Linked DNA regions of Homo sapiens: region 2 is linked to region 1. The links are chromatin contacts, found by Hi-C in ENCODE. All regions are on one chromosome and are shown on one strand. Each heading gives the region's core, a stretch centred on a gene start or an enhancer-like site at or near the end of the contact. The rest is flanking DNA. Distances are from core to core; before and after follow the strand shown. Region 1 holds the start of SLC7A11 (solute carrier family 7 member 11). Region 2 holds the start of MGST2 (microsomal glutathione S-transferase 2).

Region 1 (5,593 bases), core at 1,962-4,461:
GTAGGCTGTCCAGAAAAGGATCCAATATAAAATGTTATTGGGAAGAGTCTTAAGTACCTCAGAATTTATTGTCAGAGAATCAATACCTAGACCTCTATATGCTTTACTGAAACTCCAGGATGGTTGCCCTAGGTTTAAACTGAGTTCTGGGGGAATGATTTTCATTTAAAGGTCTCAAGCTTCATAACCATTTTGCCCAGATGAAAAAAGTTCAAAACAAGATGTAAAAATCCATGTATTGACCCTTCACTTAAAAAAAAAGTATATATATGTATTAAACCAAATGTACAGATTCTTTACAGTTGGTCCCAAAGTTCTAGAGTCTTTTTAAAAAGAAGGATTATTTTTTCTTCAGATTTTGCTTTGCTTGCTGTTACAGAGGCACTCCTGTCCAAAAGCTTCTGGTAACTTAAGTGACAAATGCAATGCAAATAAAGATAAGTAGATTAATACAAGAGCACACTCCCTGCAATTACTAATCAAAGAATACCAACTCAAGTGTAATGTTAGCTAGTCTCCTTAGCTGTTTCTCTCTTTTTATTTTTTTTTGAGCTTTTGCTTCAGATGATATGTAATACTTATGCATAAGCATATTTTCATAGTGCAAGTCAACACACTTTAACTAGTTCAATACTCATACTGATCTATTTTATTACATCTGAATAATCTTTTATTATGTGCAAAAATTGAATCACATAGTGGAAGCTGCATGCACATAAGTACGCAAAGTCCAGTAAACTGGTTGTGGTTTTTCTGATTAGATATTGATTTATTCTGAATATATAAAGTGCTGTAGGAAGATTTAAAGGCTGAGGGTGCACAAAATCATTTAAGATGATCAACAATTAGGTTTCTCTTTTTCTATAAGTGCATATACCAGAGCTATTTTAATATTAATAGTGGCTAAGGGTACTATTAGAGTTTTTCATAATGATATTACTCCAAATTATTTTATAAAGATGGGAAGTAATACTGGGAAATAATGATACACAATTGTTACTGAATATTTAATAAAGCACAAGTTAGTTATAAATAATACCACAAACTCTCTCTAAAAACCCCAAATAATTCCTCTATAAATCTTTCTATACTACTTGTTTTAACAAGTTCTATTTAAAATAACTTCTTCCTAAAAATGGAATTTGAGGACCGGGCGCGGTGGCTCATATCTGTAATCCCAGCACTTTGGGAGACTGAGGTGGGTGGATCACGAGGTCAGGAGATCGAGACCATCCTGGCTAACATGGTGAAACCCCATCTCTACTAAAAAATACGAAAAATAAGCCCAACGTGGTGGCACACACCTGTAGTCCCAGCTACTCGGGAGGCTTAGGCAGGAGAATTGCTTGAACTTGGGAGGCGGAGGTTGCAGTGAGCCGAGATCACACCACTGCACTCCAGCCTGGGCAAAGAGCGAGTCTCTGTCTCAAAAAAAAAAAAAAAATGGAATTTGAGTTCTCTAGATGAGTGTCAAACCAATGATTTAAAACATCACAAGGCCTGAGTAGAAAGAATGAATTGATTGGTACACATGGGAACAGGAGTTAGTACTTGTTAATTAGTCCTAGAGTTAGCGTTAGTACTTGTTAGTTAGTGTTAGTCCCAGAGTTAAGACAAAGAGCAACTTTAAAGTACAGAATCTTTCCCAAGAAGAGTAAATAAATCCTCATAGCATAAATCAAATTTAATGTTTGACAGTTCACCAGTTTTTATCATCTTTACAACAAACTCAGGTAGCTCTCTAGTAATTTGCCTACTCCATAAGGGGGCATTTATTTACCTCTTTACTATTAATTCTCAGATCAATAGAAGAGACATAAACTTTGAAGAAAAATTCATAATTATACTTCTGCCAGTTCCCTTCAGATTAATTTAGTGAACAGGTGGACAAATTCTCTGTGTCCCTGGAGAACAAGTGAAATATAATGAAAAAAACAGATCTGGGCAAGTACAGAAAACTAACGCCCAACTGAAGTTTTAAAACTTATATTGCAAAAGTGTATGGGTATTGAGAAGAGATGAAAGGTTGAAAAGTAATTTGAAATATGCTCAGGCCATTGCAATATACCCCATTATGATAGGGATTGAGTTATGCGCCATCATACATCTCTCCCATGTCAAGGACTTTTGAAAGGATATTAAGAGGTGACAAGCACATGAACTTAAAAAATATTTTTATAAAGACTGCCACCCATTTGTTTGGCTAATAAAAAGTCAGTAAGACTTCTGCTGAACACTCCGTTCTATGTCTAAATAGCCCATGCCAGGTTCCACTTCACAGGTGTCTCATTCAGCATGCCAGCTGCCAGAATGCCCAAGCTAAGTGTACAACTGCCCGGCACAGAAAGTGTGCATGTTTTTTACTGGGTCATGAAAGTTAGCCTTTGCTCTCATCACCACAGAGAAAAGTCAGAAGATAGCCTGTCTTAGTCAGGAAAAGAAAGTACAGCCTGTAGGAAGCAATTTGAGGGTGTTCCAGATCACACCAACAGCGGATGCTGCATCTGGGTAGTTCACGTACCCGAACAAAAATTTTAAAAATTTGGTGTGGCCTTTGCCATCCATTCACTCCTCAAAAACTACCATTTGCTTTCCCAGAAAGCAAGCTTTCCAGCCCCACAGCCACGCCCCCACGAGAGAAAAAGTCGCACTCACCAAATAGTGACAGGACCCCACACACCGTCCAGATGGTCAGAGACATGCCCACGCTGCCCGTGTTCTGGAGCACGCCCTTAGGAGAGATGAAGATTCCTGCTCCAATGATGGTGCCAATGATAATGGAGACTCCCCTCAGTAAAGTGACTTTCCTCTTCAGCTGCACTTTCTCCTGCCCAGGTGGCTCCTTGTTGCCCAGGGAAGGCAGCCTCCCGTTAACATTTCCCTGCAGGTAACCTCCTTTGGAGATGGTGGACACAACAGGCTTTCTGACCATAGTAGGGACACACGGGGGAAAAATAAAACAGAGGGAAAGAAAACAAAACTTTCAACTTTGGTGTCTCTTGGTGTTACTGATCGATGTCTTCCTCTGCTTTCAGACTGTCTCTCTCAGCGCTATAGTGTTCACAGGTGAAAACTCAAAGGTGTGCTTTTTCCTTCACAGCGATCTAATTACTACTCAGAAACACCTGTGTATGCATCGTGCTCTCAATTCTCCACCTCCTCGTTCCACCACTGCTGCTGCTGCTGCTGCTGCCGCCCTATCATTACAAACCAGCTCAGCTTCCTCATGGGCTTGTATTTAAGCGCCTGCCTGTCACACCAACTTACTACAGCTAAATGATGATGCAAATTCTCCAGGTTTGCATCAGCCACATGAGAAGCCTCCAGCATTACTCAGCTCTTTTTTTTAAAAAAAGAAAAAAACAGGAGGAGCTTGTTGCTCAACTGACCTAAGCTTTTTAGAGAACAAAGCACACACTTTAAAGAGATTTTAGCCAATCCAGAAGTAGTAAATTCGGAACAGACCTTCCCAGAGATTTAAAGCAACTCGTAGTGAGCAACAAAAGCTGTTCAAACAAAATGAAACAGGAAATAGTTACTTCATTTTAAGGAGTTTCTTTTTCTTTAATGCGTGTATAAAAACATTTTACATGCGACTGTTTTGTGAGTAGAATGTATCCTAAAGCTACATTGTTTATAACAACACAGTTTGAATTTCATAATTTGTGTAATGCTTTTTATTTTTTTATTTTGAGTTTTTTATAAGGCAATACAGTCAAATCCAATATTTACAAAATTAAAGATTCTACACTTTATACTTCTGTCACATACACACAACTATAAGCCTTCCTCAACATTAAAAGATAAAATTATTTCTTACTACTCATAATAAACCAGTATTTTAAATCACCATCCGAGTGTGACTAATACAAAATTCACCATGACTCCAGAAAATAGTCATTTTCTGATTCTCATTAGCACTAGGTGATTTTTTTGAACTATGTAAAAGATACATATCCTTCATTGTCATGTTGTTCCTTTGAATTACCAAAAAAAATTTCTAAGTTCAAAATTACACAATTACAATTACATAAAAATATGTATATAGCAAAAGCCTGTAAAGGAAAACAGAATGGTAGTTATAGAAAGTAATGATATTATGTATGACTTTTTTCCACATTATATAAACTATTGTTATTATTATAAATTTAAAATGCATTAAAAATGTAAGCTAAATTAAAATATTTACTTTGCAATAGTCAAAAAGGCAAAACATTTTTAAACCCTTCTAACTTTCTCAACCAAGTGTCAAGAAAAAACAAATATGAAAAGAAAAGAAATCCTAGATATCATTTTTGGCTATAGTTACATGTGGTTTTGGATTCAGTGAGAAGAATTGAATGTTATCATTACCCTGAAGCTACCTTTATACGCACCATTAAATAAGCTTCTGAACCTTTGAACAAAAACCACAAACAAAAAGCCTGTGTGCGAGAGGTTGGCAGGGAAAGAAGGGAGTCAAGTATGGTGAGGATGATCAAAGAAAGAAATGAGAAATCGCCATTAGGAAAGTAGCATGGAAAAGGTCAGAACCATTTTCTGTTATGTTGACACCTGAGAAAATGACACCACCTCAATGCTTTGCCATCCAAATAATTGAGGCTACATTTTCTCCTTTTTAAATTATCTATCTAAATTCTATATAATTGGTTTCAGCTACACCAAGTTAAAGTTTTTATAAAACCAAAATAAATACTTTTTCTCAGTTGTTAATGTCTTTCAAAAAACAAAAATGGATCATTTTCCTCATGCAATCCTGCTAAAACTCCCAAAGAAGGAAGCTAAATAGAGATTCTTTTCTTTCCAATTCTCTTCCTCCTCCTACATCTCCTTTCACTCACACAATTTTCCTGATTAATGGACCTAAGGAGCAGCTCTTCTTTCCCAGTAAGAGAAACATATTAGCTCTGAAGAAATATGAGGTAAAAGTAGGACACTAGGAATCTCAGGGAACAGCAACTTTCTCTAATTAACACAGTGTCACACTTTAATTTTAAATTTTGTTATAAATAACTGAACTCATAAGTTGAGCCAAAGACCCCACTCAGATAGGAAACTGAATGAATTATAAAGGACGATTATTCTTTCAATATTAAATAACATTTTCCTCCTCACAGTATTTTTTTTTTAATTATGAAGAAAAATGGCTGATGTTAGACTAAAAACCAAAAGGATTGTACTTTCATGTAAGATAGAGGCCACCACTCAGAATGTTTGCAAAGCTGCACATTGCTGCTAAGGGCACCAGTGTACCTCTTCTAAGCACCCCAAAATCTGTAGAAAATGCAGTTTATAAAGAAAATGTTGAATTGCCTTGAACTCTTAAAATTGCCAGTTCTAAGCTTGTAAACTAAGAGTTTGGATGGTCCTCAAATACTTGTGTATCATAAAAATGTGTTCAAAGCAAATGAATACATATTTTTCATCCTGTATTAGGCCTTATTTTAAGTATAGCTGTCAAATTATGAGACTATCCTAGTGCTATTCGCAAATACTTATTTACTGCTTATTGTGCACAAGAAATAGTCCTAGCTTCCTCACAGCATCTCGTAATAGAAATAGAAATAATGTATACTGGTAGCTACCGTTTTCT
Region 2 (5,593 bases), core at 2,129-4,628, 1.4 Mb after region 1:
ACATTTATAACAATCCACTCCTATAACAACATTAATCCATTCATGGGAGCAGAGCTCTCATGGCCTAATCACCCCTTATTGTCCTACCTCTTAATACCATTATAATGGAAGTTAAATTTTAACATGAGTTTTGGAGGGGACAAACATTCAGACCATAGCAATTACCAGTATGCTGTTTGTCCTCTTATTTTCCTTTTCATAGAAAAATGTAATAAATGGAACATACTAGAAGGATCTATGGGAACAACATTCAGGGAAAATGCCATTCCTCTTCAACCAATCCAGGGAAAACGTACAGAGAAACTCTAATTTTTGTGAGTTTTTGTTAATGCTATGGCAGTATTTCAGCTGTGGGTCACCTGGAAATTTTATCACTGCAGAAGGTGATAAACATTTCATTATACAATGCTCTATTCTTTTATACTTTCCTAGAGGCAATAACTACATATACCGACAATGAAGATCTTTTTAAATAGACACGTGGGGTTTTGAAGCACTTGAGATTTTATTGATTAATTGATTTTTTATTTTTTTACTTTGTGTCAACCATCTCTTAGAATCTGGATTTGGGGGACTGACTTAAGATTGGCTGGGAGAAGTCAGTAGGGAACCTCAGGATTTGTCCAGAAGCTGGGAAGTTTCATTTTTTTTTTTTTTTTGAGACGAAGTCTCGCTCTGTCACCCAGGCTGGAGTGCAGTGGCACGATCTCAGCTCACTGCAAGCTCCGCTTTCGAGGTTCACGCCATTCTCCTGCCTCAGCCTCCCGAGTAGCTGGGACTACAGGCGCCCGCCAACACGCCCGGCTAATTTTTTTGTATTTTTAGTAGAGACGGGGTTTCACCGTGTTAGCCAGGATGGTCTGGAACTCCCAACCTCGGGTGATTCGCCCACCTCGGCCTCCCAAAGTGTGGGATTACAGGCGTGAGCCACCACGCCCGGCCGGAAGTTGTAGATTTTAAACCAGTTGACTAGTACAGGTGTACCCAAGAGTTTCTCAAAATAAGAGTTACCAACACCCAAAAGTTACAGTCATCAGCCAGGGCCACAATTCTCTGCTCAGCTCCTCCTGCTGTTGTTCCTCTCTTCCCGAGCCGTTCTCTGACTTTGAGAGCCTCTGCCTGTCCCCAGGCCTAATGTAGACCTCTCCTTCGAGATCTGTCATTTGGGAGGTTATTATAGTAGATGGTGATATGGGTTCAGGGCAGCTAGTTTGCAGTTTAGAATCTCTGCCATGTACTGAAGCCCAAAACTATTAAACTGAGTATACAAGAATGTTTTGGTGCTGCCCCAGCTTCTTGGCTCTACTTTCTTATCTAATCTTAGTTGTCAATGATTTCAAGAGCAAACAGCCAAGGAAGCCTGAAGACCAACAGAAACTTTGAGCAGACCTGGCTTGCAACTATTTATAAATTAATTTTGTTATTCCTTCTTTCCTGTATATGTGTAGTTCCATGAATTCTACTTTGAACTGGTTATAACATCTTACTGGTTCCCTCATGAATGAGTTACATAAAAATTTTGATATGTTTTCATTTTATGTTGTATGAAAGGCATGATTTTTGCCTCTGAAAGTATTTTTTAACATTAGGTACATTATATGCTAAGTACTTGTCTAGATACTTTATGTGTTTATTTTGCAGACACACAGAACACATTTGTATATGCCAGGTGCTGTTTTAAGTGCTCTATAAGTATTAACTAATTCAATCCTTAGAATAGGATTATGTCATTTAAACTTCTCTTCAGCTCTTATTAGCCCTATCTTATTAAATGGAGGCTCAGAGAGGCCCAAGGTTGTGTTATTAAATTGTAGGGTCTGTGTGAGGCTGAGGCAACTGCCCTCCCCAGAAGACACTGGGAGCTCCCTGCTAGGGACTAAATGTTTGTGTCCCCTCTGCAATTCATATGTTGAGACCCTAACCCCCAACGTGATGTTATCAGGCATTTGGCAGATAATTAGCTACAGGTGAGGTTATGAGCATAGGCCCCCATAATGGGATCTGTGCCCTTATAAGAAGTGACCAGGAAGCTTACTCTTTCTCTGTCTCCAACATGAAGGTGTCCTTCTGCAAACCAGGAAGAGGGCCCTCACCAGGAACTGATTGGCCAGCACTGTCATCTTGGACTTCCCAGCCTTCAGGACTGTGACGAATAAATTGCTATTGTAAGCCACCCAGTCTATGGTATCTTTGTTATAGCAGCTTGAGCCAAGATATACCCTCTAATGGTGCTGTAGGATGGGGTGAGGAAAGGCCCCCAGCTCTGGTTTTTGGGAAGCTGCATCTTTATTTTTATTATTTGTTTGAGACAGGGTCTCACTTTGTCACCCAGGCTGAAGTGCAGTGGAACGACCTTGGCTCACTGCAGTCTCAGGCTCCTGGGTTCAAGCAATCCCCTTGCCTCAGCCCCCTAAGTAGCTGGGACTACAGGCACGTGCCACCATGCCCTGCTAATTTTTGTATTTCTTTAAGAGATGGGGTTTTGCCATGTTACCCAGGCTGGTCTCGAACTCCTGAGCTCAAACCATCTGCCCATTTCAGCCTCCCAAACTGTTGGGATTACAGGCATGAGCCATCCTTCCAGGCCAGAATCTGCATCTCTAAAGAGCAGATTCTCCTGCCTCAGCCTCCTGCGTAGCTGGGACTACAGGTTCGTGCCACCATGCCCAGCTGATTTTTTGTATTTTTAGTAGAGAAGGGGTTTTACTGTGTTAGCCAGGATAGTCTTGATCTCCTGACCTCGTGATTCACCCTCCTTGGCCTCTTAAAGTGCTGGGATTACAAGTGTGAGCCATCGCGCCCGGCCGGTTTATTTTTTTAAAAATGGCTGGGCACAGTGACTTGTGGCTGTAGTTCTAGCTACTTGGGAGGCTGAGGCAGGAGGATTACTTAAGCCCAAGAGTTGGAGGCTGCAGTGAGCTATGATCGTGCCACCACACACTCCAGCCTGGGTGACAGATCAAGACCCTGTCTTAAAAAAAAAAAGTATGATTATTATCAGAGTCTCTAGGTGACAGTGAGAGGCAGCCTGGTGCAGGGGATAGGGCACAGTTGTAATCTGCTAGACTGGGTTCAAATCCTAAATCGGCCATTCAGAGCGTGAATACATTAGAACTGGCTTAAATTAGCATTTAAAATGTCAACAGGATTAAGTAAGTAGTTCCTTCTCACTTTTTCCACAGGAGGTGAGAAAGGTCTCAGCAAGGCCCTAGGAGGGAAGGGCGTGGGGATGAAAGGGATCCAGAGAGTCTGTGCATTGGCAGAGAAGATAGTGTAACTGGCACTGCGGCTGGAGGGCTGGTCCCACAGTGAGCTACAGCCCTGCCCGCTGGCCGTGGGAGAGGCTTAAAACAAACGCCGGAAGCAACTCCCAGCCCCATAAAGATCTGTGACCGGCAGCCCCAGACCTGCCTGCCTTCCTGACTTCTGTTCCAGAGCAAAGGTCATTCAGCCGCTTGAATCAGCCTTTTCCCCCCACCCGGTCCCCAACTTTGTTTACCCGATAAGGAAGGTCAGCATTCAAAGTCAAGAAGCGCCATTTATCTTCCCGTGCGCTCTACAAATAGTTCCGTGAGAAAGATGGCCGGGAACTCGATCCTGCTGGCTGCTGTCTCTATTCTCTCGGCCTGTCAGCAAAGTAAGAGGCATGGGAAGTTCGTGTGTGTGCGCGTGTGTGCGTGTGTGTGTGTGTGTGACAAGGCTTGCGGGAGAGAGAGGGAGGGAGGGAGATGGGTCCGGTGTTTTGTTTCCTACTTGCCCTTGCAGGTAGCTCTGGGTCCTCAGAGCACAGTCGCCTCAGGGTCACCCATGCCGCCTGCTACCCTCCTTCCCAGGGGCAAGCAGAGACTGAGAACATTCCAGAGATTAGTTCTCCCAACTGGAACGCTGTGGGGCCTCAGAGCTCAGCGATTCTGCATCATCTGTGATTACGACCCACAGCCCGTTCAAACGAGCGTTAGTAGCCTGCTAACCTGCAGGAAGTGGTGTGAATATTAATTACAAGTGTTCCAAAGGAAACGTGCCTGCTTCTAAACCTGGTTGTGATTTCTTGAACGTTGATGTTTTAATTAATGTGTTTTCTTAAATAAACTGCCTATGGTGGTATGATTATCAGATTGAAAAAAACTTCCTTCAGAAATATTAGCTTTAGATTAAGTAATTAGCTCTAAATTTTAAAACAGCTTCCCACTAGGATTATTCAATATCTCGACTGCCTGGTTAAATAGAGGGCTTTTACTCCATGGGAGTCACATTTGCTCAATTCATATTATCTTACCTACAATGTCAGCTGGGGAAAGGGGTCCGAGTGCAAGAGTGCAAGACTTCTTACCAAGCATGCATATTTCTTTATATTTCCAAGTATGCCTGTACCAGGAAATAGGGCCAAGCCGTAGACTGCTCAGGTTACACAAACAGCCAGAAGCAGGAAGGCCTCACAGCTGAGGATCCAGTCCAGGCCTCCGTGCATGCTCAATGTCTTGCCTAGCCAGTCTGTTTTGAGATTGTATGAAGATCTTGAACCTTCAGACTCACGTTTTGTGGTTTGATTCACACAATCTGTTGTGGAGAAGAGCAGGATATTTGTTTCTAATTAAAGAAGCACTTAGATCTGTTAAAAGGAAAACCCTAGACAAATTACATTTAACTGAGTTTAATTGAGCAAAGAACGATTCACAGTTGGGCATGGGGAACCGGAATAGGTTCAGAGAGACTCTGGGGCTGCCACGTGGTAGAAGAAGATTTATGGACAGAAAAAGGAAAGCGACTCCCAGAAAACGGAAGCATATAGTTCACGATGTACGGAGAAACCTTTAGGCTGAACTTAAAATATGTCAGAAGGCAGCTTTAGGCTAAACCTAATTTAGCAGGTCTAAGGCTCACTGTTGGTAGCATCCTGACTCACAGGTGCTACCAAACCTGCATGCGCCTTTATCCTAGGCCTGCAGGTCCACAGATGTCCCAAAGCTGACAGAGGTGCTCATCCTCCCTGTTTGCTGCTTGTGCAGGGGGCTGTGTGAACTGGGGCCAGAATGTTAGGGGGCTGGATGGAGTGGGGGTAGGGGTGGGGAGAGAGGAGAGGAGACTGGGTGAATGATGATTAATGGTGGACAGGGAATGTTTAATGACAAGGTGTTAGGGCCGGGCACGGTGGCTCACCCCTGTAATCCGAGTACTTTGGGAGGCCAAGGCAGGTGGATCACGAGGTCAAGAGATCGAGACCATCCTGGCCAACATGGTGAAACTCCGTCTCTACTTAAAATACACAAATTTGCTGGACATGGTGGCACGCTCCTGTAGTCCCAGCTACTAGGGAGGCTGAGGCAGGAGAATCGCTTGAACCTGGGAGGGGGAGGTTGCAGTGGACTGAGATCACAGCACTACACTCCAGCCTGGCAACAGAGCGAGACTCCATCTCAAAGAAAAAAAAAAGATGTTGATGAAGAGTTGAACTTTGTAAAATAATTGAAAAGCTGTATTCTGAGCCAAACATGAGGGACGAGTGGCCGGTGACACAGCCCAAGGAGATTCTAAGAACATCTGCCCAAAGGGGTCTGGCTACAGATTGGTTTTATACATTTTAGGGAGACATAAG

Evidence for each region. A loop is a pair of places that touch in the nucleus more often than their neighbours do. Pooled maps may share reads with other maps.
Region 2: a pooled map shows a loop between it and region 1 (5-fold over the local background). The contact joins the promoter of MGST2 here to the promoter of SLC7A11 in region 1. A Hi-C loop is called at or near these places in 6 of 50 pooled maps.

Annotation. Positions count from the first base shown.
Region 1 is chr4:138,239,138-138,244,730 of GRCh38, forward strand. It overlaps SLC7A11 (solute carrier family 7 member 11), which reads right to left and starts at 3,212. Exons shown (of 12, transcript NM_014331.4): 1 at 2,656-3,212. The coding sequence starts at 2,932. RefSeq lists enhancers at 2,558-3,757, 3,227-3,466.
Region 2 is chr4:139,662,441-139,668,033 of GRCh38, forward strand. MGST2 (microsomal glutathione S-transferase 2) reads left to right here and starts at 3,379. Exons shown (of 5, transcript NM_002413.5): 1 at 3,379-3,637. The coding sequence starts at 3,580. RefSeq lists enhancers at 2,938-4,137, 3,434-3,603.